Linked DNA regions of Homo sapiens: region 1 is linked to region 2. A link is a loop called in an ENCODE intact Hi-C map of the cell type or tissue named here. Cell type or tissue: sigmoid colon. All regions are shown on one strand. Each heading gives the region's core, and the rest is flanking DNA. Links, peaks and the distances in the headings are about the cores only.

Evidence for each region. A loop is a pair of places that touch in the nucleus more often than their neighbours do. Peaks named below come from ENCODE experiments on the same cell type or tissue, not always from the same donor. Only the 100,000 strongest peaks of a DNase experiment are listed, where the experiment ranks them.
Region 1: it touches region 2 in a loop (2.9-fold over the local background); 5 of 110 quality-filtered maps call a loop at or near these places.

What each region holds. Positions count from the first base shown.
Region 1 is chr1:87,333,797-87,336,707 of GRCh38, forward strand. The region is part of intron 2 of LMO4 (LIM domain only 4); the gene reads left to right. Among named protein-coding and RNA genes, the nearest start is that of LMO4, 6.4 kb to the left of the region's middle. RefSeq lists a silencer at 1,464-1,833. In sigmoid colon, for the core only: a CTCF peak has its summit at 1,664 (motif pointing right); DNase peaks (open chromatin) are centred at 725 and 1,495; H3K4me3 peaks cover 2,500 bases; H3K27ac peaks cover 994 bases.
Region 2 is chr1:87,591,257-87,594,167 of GRCh38, forward strand. No RefSeq gene overlaps it. Among named protein-coding and RNA genes, the nearest start is that of LINC01364, 220 kb to the left of the region's middle. In sigmoid colon, for the core only: no CTCF peak of the experiment used is centred there; no DNase peak of the experiment used is centred there; H3K27ac peaks cover 635 bases.

The sequences.
Region 1 (2,911 bases), core at 223-2,722, 260 kb before region 2:
AAGTAATGCCATGAGCTTTGACGGTGCTGTAATTAAATAGAAAGCAAAACTGTGGTAAGAAAGGAGTGTGGTTTGAAGTGGAAAAATTGACAGTGCTGTTAAGATTCCGTGAATGGTACAGATTCATCTCTTCTCCGAGTGCCTTCAAAAAAAAAAAAACAAAAAACAAAAAAAACCCTCGCTTCTGATTACAACTAATTAAAAAGAAGATGGGTCCGCTTGTATTCCCCCAGGACAAGTTTAGGCAAGTGGCTTCCTGGGAATTGTGTCCATTCTTTTCTCTATTCTTGGGGCCAAATGTAAATGGCCTTTTGGTGTTTTCCTGTGCCCTAATGGAGCAATGGAGGATGTGTGCCCAGCCCTGAGCCTTAATTAATGGCATCTACGTTCTTACTTCCTTTTTTCCCTCTGAATCTGGAAACTGGAGCCAGGCTCGCTCTTGAACTACATGCTACCCCGAGGACCTTAGATCTTTCTAGGAGAGATGAGTTCTAGCTCAGTACGAAATTGATGGCCTCACACTTAGCTCAGGGCTCACCAGCAGCTGAGCGCCCCTTCCCCTCCAATTTAAGAGATTACTGAAGTCTTCCTTCAGTGTTCCTCTCTCAGCCCATCAGGATGTCCAAAGGGTGGGAAGGTGCAGACGTTGCTGTTCCTCTCAGCTACCCCCTCTCCAATGTCCCTCAAGTCCACTTGTTGGAGGAGCTTTCAATGCCGCAGGGACCGCTGCAGAAGAGTGGAGTAATCTGCTCGCCCGCCGCCAGGTGAAGGGGACCCCTTGGTCCGACTGAGACCACATAGCGATTTACTGAGGGGCTTTTAAACTGTCTTGACTTTGAGTTGTGGTTTTTTGAAAACAACCAAGGTCTTGCTAAAAAGCTGCGGGAGAGCTGGGAAAGGCCGGCCTGAGCGCGGGGGAGGGGGCTGCAAGATGAGGGGGCGCTTTCACCAGTCCCCTCCCCCTCCGCGGCCAAGTGTCGATGGGCAGAGCTGGGCTTCTGCCTCCTCTCCCTCCAAGATTTCAGATAAAGCGGCTGCCTTGCTGCAGCGAATCCGCACAATTAAAAGCTTTAATTAGTGGCTCCTCCATTTTCTTAGTTCTGATGGGCTTTATCTAATGAGATCTGGTCTCTGGCTTAGATCTGCTCCGAATGACGTGTCCGCAATGAATGAGAGCTGCGTCGCAAACAAAACATTTAATTAACAAAATTGGCCTCTAAGAGAGGGAGGGAAAGAATGAAGGGGGGGGGGTTGTAGAGCGGAGGGGGAGGGTGGATCTTAAAGGGACCAACGCCTGCCTGGCCCCCCCATCTTACAAAAATAGGGGAACCTTGGGACTGCCCCTTCCCCCACCCCCGGCTCCCGACCCCTCAGCTCCACCCAAGCGCCCCAAGTAGCTTCGGAAACTCCGTTTCTCTTCCTCGAACCGTCTTTCCTCCACCCCCACCTCGGGCCCGAAGACTGGCGCGGAAAGTGCAGCGAGAGGAGGAAGTTCGGAGACCGGCGGGTGGGGCTCCAGGTCCGGGGAGGGCGAGGAAACGCGCCGGAAGCCAGGGTGGCGGTCGTCGGCTGGCCCTCGCTCCCTAGGCGGCCAGCACCCGGGCCGGCGCCGCCCGAGGCCGCAGCCAGAGCGCCCAGCCGGCGGGCGGTCTCGGGCCCACGAGGGGGCGAGCGCAGGGCGGGAGCCGGGCGAGCGGGTCGCGCTTTCTTTCCCCGGGCTCCACTCGGGCGGTTCACGTGGCGCCCGCAGCCGCAGTGAGCCCGGCGCGGCCGGGGGTGGGGGCCTGGGGCGAGGGTGGGGAGAATTGGTAGTTGGTGGTGGAGGGTGTGTTTGGGTAGGGGGTGGCGTTAGGAATGGAGGCGCCGCCAGACAGCGAGTTCATTTCCCTGGTAATCAACAGCAAGCTGCTATATTCAGAGAATGCTGTCCCTTTAATTGAACAGGCTAGGTAATTAAATGGCACTTTTCCAATAGGACGTGCTAGGTAAATCTAATAGTTGGTTATTTAATATCACTTTGAAGTCTGCCCACTCAAGCACAATGACAGCACAGGAGCATGTGAACTATTAGCTAGAAAAAAAAAAAAAACAGGATCTCAAAAATTAATTAAATCGCATGCAATTTAGGGGGAACGTTTATCTTGATTTGTCATAACAGAATTAATTCAAGGCCTCCAATTCACTTGGGGGCAGATCTGTTACTCTGAATTAACCAAGCGTAATTTGGCTGATTTTTTTTTTCCTATTATGCACAGCCCCCCTCTTAAGTATCAATAGCTTCTGGTGCTTTTAAGGTGCCTGGTCTCTAGTTTTTCCGAAGTACCTTTAATGGACTTGGCTCCAGGCATAATTTCTGGGTTGCATTTCTTTGTTACATTTAATATAGCTGGTGCAGAATTTAGATTAAATATAGGAACCTGCTGGAAAACCAATTGCTTCTGGATCAGTAGCTGTGGATGTGCTTTTTTCTCCTCAGATAGGTTGCTGATATTTACTTGCAGGTACAAATGTATATACCTTTCAGCCACACTCTCAGAAACGTACCTCTCCTTGCCCAAAAGCAGTTTAGAAAACACAGCCAGGTAGCGTTTCATATTGCATGTATTTTGCTTGAAGTAATAATGCAGTTGAAAATAAGCCCACCTATTGGTCATTGAAGTTACTGAAAGATGCTAAGCATTGATAGTAAACTAAAAATACGATTTGCCCTCCATCTCTTAATGCCAGCAAGGAGAGCTGGAGCTCAGCGGGCAAACAGGAATAAAACTACATGGTGTTGTTCAAACAGGAGCAAAGCACCTTTAAAGTGCAGTGGTTTGGTGGGATTTCTTCCCATCTTTTCCGTTTTCCCTGTATAAGGAACCTCTTGATGTTTGTGATTGATTGCATTGCCCAAATGCTGAAATATTAA
Region 2 (2,911 bases), core at 248-2,747:
AGCTGCTGCTCACTGTCTACAAATATATCGAAGAGGATAAAAGACTTCATTGATTCTGAAGAGTTTGTTGTGTTTTCAGCCTGGAGGCAGGACTCTGGTGCACTCCATCTGGAATTGAGACATTTTTCCAGACCTCTGGGATCACTCTCATTCATCGTATGGTTTCTTGTCCCTTGCCTCCTTCCTCTCAGCCTCACCTTTATTTCCTGCTCTTTCTCCTCCTTTCCTTCTCAATAATAGCTGTGTCTCTGACCTTCTGCTTCTTTCTCACTACGACCCTTAAGTGTTCCCAGACTTCTTTCTCTATGGTAGCTGTTTTGGGGAATGTGGCAACTGGTCTAGCTATGCCCCGACAGCAGCCGCTGGTGATGGAGCTTGTGAAATACGCTTCAAAGAGCCTGCTCACCCTGGGGCTGGAGAACAACACTAGGTTGGGCTTTGGCAGGTGCAGCCCAGAGGGGGCTGGCAAAGCAGAAGGCAGCCTACGCCAACCAGTAGGGAGTGGCTCTGGGTCACTTCCCAGAAAGGGACTTCTACCAACTCAGACAATCGAGTCAATGGGTCCACCCACCAGAGGCAAAATAGATTGCTTCCATTGTTTGCAAGCAGAGTTGAGCAATGGGAATGGAGGGAGCACCTGGGCAACAGGAGATGCTGGTTTTCAGTGTTTGTTCATTCTTCCATTAGTGCCCCTGGGTCCTTCTGCTGTCACTCTACTCACAAGAATCCAGTGCCTTCCTGCTTCCTTGGGCGCATCAGGCCCACTTCCCTCCCCATCACTTTGGCTTTTCCTCTTGGGACAGTACCTCATGCCTTGAATGCATTCATCATCACCTCTCCCCTTCCCTCTGTCATTCAAACTCATCAGTCTGTGTCCTCTTTCCATAGTGCCTGCTCTTTCAGGTGAATTACTGTGAGGATTGGGCTCTGAATCTTTGTCTTTGTGTTCCCTACACTACCCAGTACCAGGAAAACTGAAGGTACTCAATACATGTGTTTGTTAATTTCAAGGTTACTGAAATTGCATTGCTGTTATCATCTCACTTCTTCTTTCTGATAGATACTAGAAAGAGAACTGGCCACAGAATTAGAATACTGCAGCTGCAGTGGTCCTGGTTCCATCTTTACTACCTGTGAGTCCTTGGGCAAGTTGCTTAACCTTTCTGAATTCAGTTTCTGACTGCAACGCAAGAATTAAAGCAGTTTTCTGTTTTACGTCTCATAATATTGTTAAGATTAAATGGCAGCATATGGGCAAAAGAGCTTTATGATAGCAAGAGATATACATTTAGATTACTTCTTATGGTATAACCAGTTTGAGTTAATGACTGACAATAGCTTAAAATATTCGTCTTCTCAGATAACTTGCATGCTTGTATTATGAGGACATCATTTTAAAAATCTAATTCTATTCAGTGAGAAATTATTAAATGTCTATTATGTGTCTTGCAATTTTATATACATTGTGGAGGTTTTGAGACAGGTAGAAGAAATGGTTGCTTTCTAAGAAATTGTGACATAATTAGAAGGGGCTATACCAGACTATAGTGAGCTGCCCACGTGGGATTTAATACATGTTTCCAAGACTTTGGAACTAGTTTTCTTAGGCCAGTAAAATTAAAAAAGAAAAAAAAATGGGAGACCAACATTGACTTGCCAAGTTTTAACTTTTCTCATCTATTCAACAGTTTGAAACTTATATTTGGAATTTGTATATAACAGCATAGAGAACTATAACACCAATAGAAATCTATAAAAACTTAAAACTTGACTCATGGGAACTTTACGAAAAATATAAGCTACCGCCCTCATCTCTCTCACTTTACTTTGAGCCACTCTGCAAGTTTGTGGACCAGGAGGTGGGTACTACTACGTGAGCACACAGAACACCTGACTGGGAGTTGGCTCCCTCGCTCTGATACTATTTGGTTTTCTTTTTTTTTTTTTTTTGAGACAGAGTCTTTCTTGCTCTGTTGCCCAGCCTGTTGCCCAGGCTCACTGCAAGCTTCGCCTCCCAGGTTCACGCCATTCTCCTGCCTCAGCCTCCCGAGTAGCTGGGACTACAGGTGCCCATTACCACGCCTGGCTAATTTTTTTGTATTTTTAGTAGAGACGGGGTTTCACCGTGTTAGCCAGGATGGTCTCGATCTCCTGACCTCATGATCCACCCACCTCGGCCTCCCAAAGTGCTAGGATTACAGGCGTTAGCCACTGCACCCGGCCTACTATTTGGTTTTCACAAAGTCGGTGTGAGACACTGTGCAAGGCCCTGAAACACTGTAGGCTCTATTTCCTCTTTTGCAAAATAGGGATTGGACTAGAACCTGTGCAGCCTAACACCATGGGCTCTAGCCACATGCAGTCACTGAAATTTAAATGAATTCAATTAAATAAAATATAAAATTTAATATCTTAGTTACACTTGCCACATTTCAAATGCCTAATAGCCACATATGACTAATGATAATCATACTGGACCACACATATTTAGACCATATCCAGCACTGCAGAAAGTTCTGTTACATAATGCTGGACTAGATGATTTCTAAAGTTTTTTTAAATTTTAAAATTCTAGGAGGTTTTGGTTACATACAGTCCTGCTTAGCGTCTGAGTCATGGGGTGGCTTCAAAATAGTGAGGTTATAAAACAGTCCCTCAACTGTCTGTTAAATCTATATGGTGATGATAATCGTTTAACTCCAATGGATGGCATGGATACCAATTGTTGCCTAAGAAGTGTTGATTTTATTGTAAATGTTAAGCAGTTTGGTTAAACCAAAGTCTCACATTCAACCTTCTGTATCTATCTCAAAGGTTGTCCTCCATTTGAATACCCATTTTTCCAATCCCTACCAGGTATTTCTTTCTTTCTTTTTTTTTTATCTGAGATTAATCTCCCATAACATTTTCA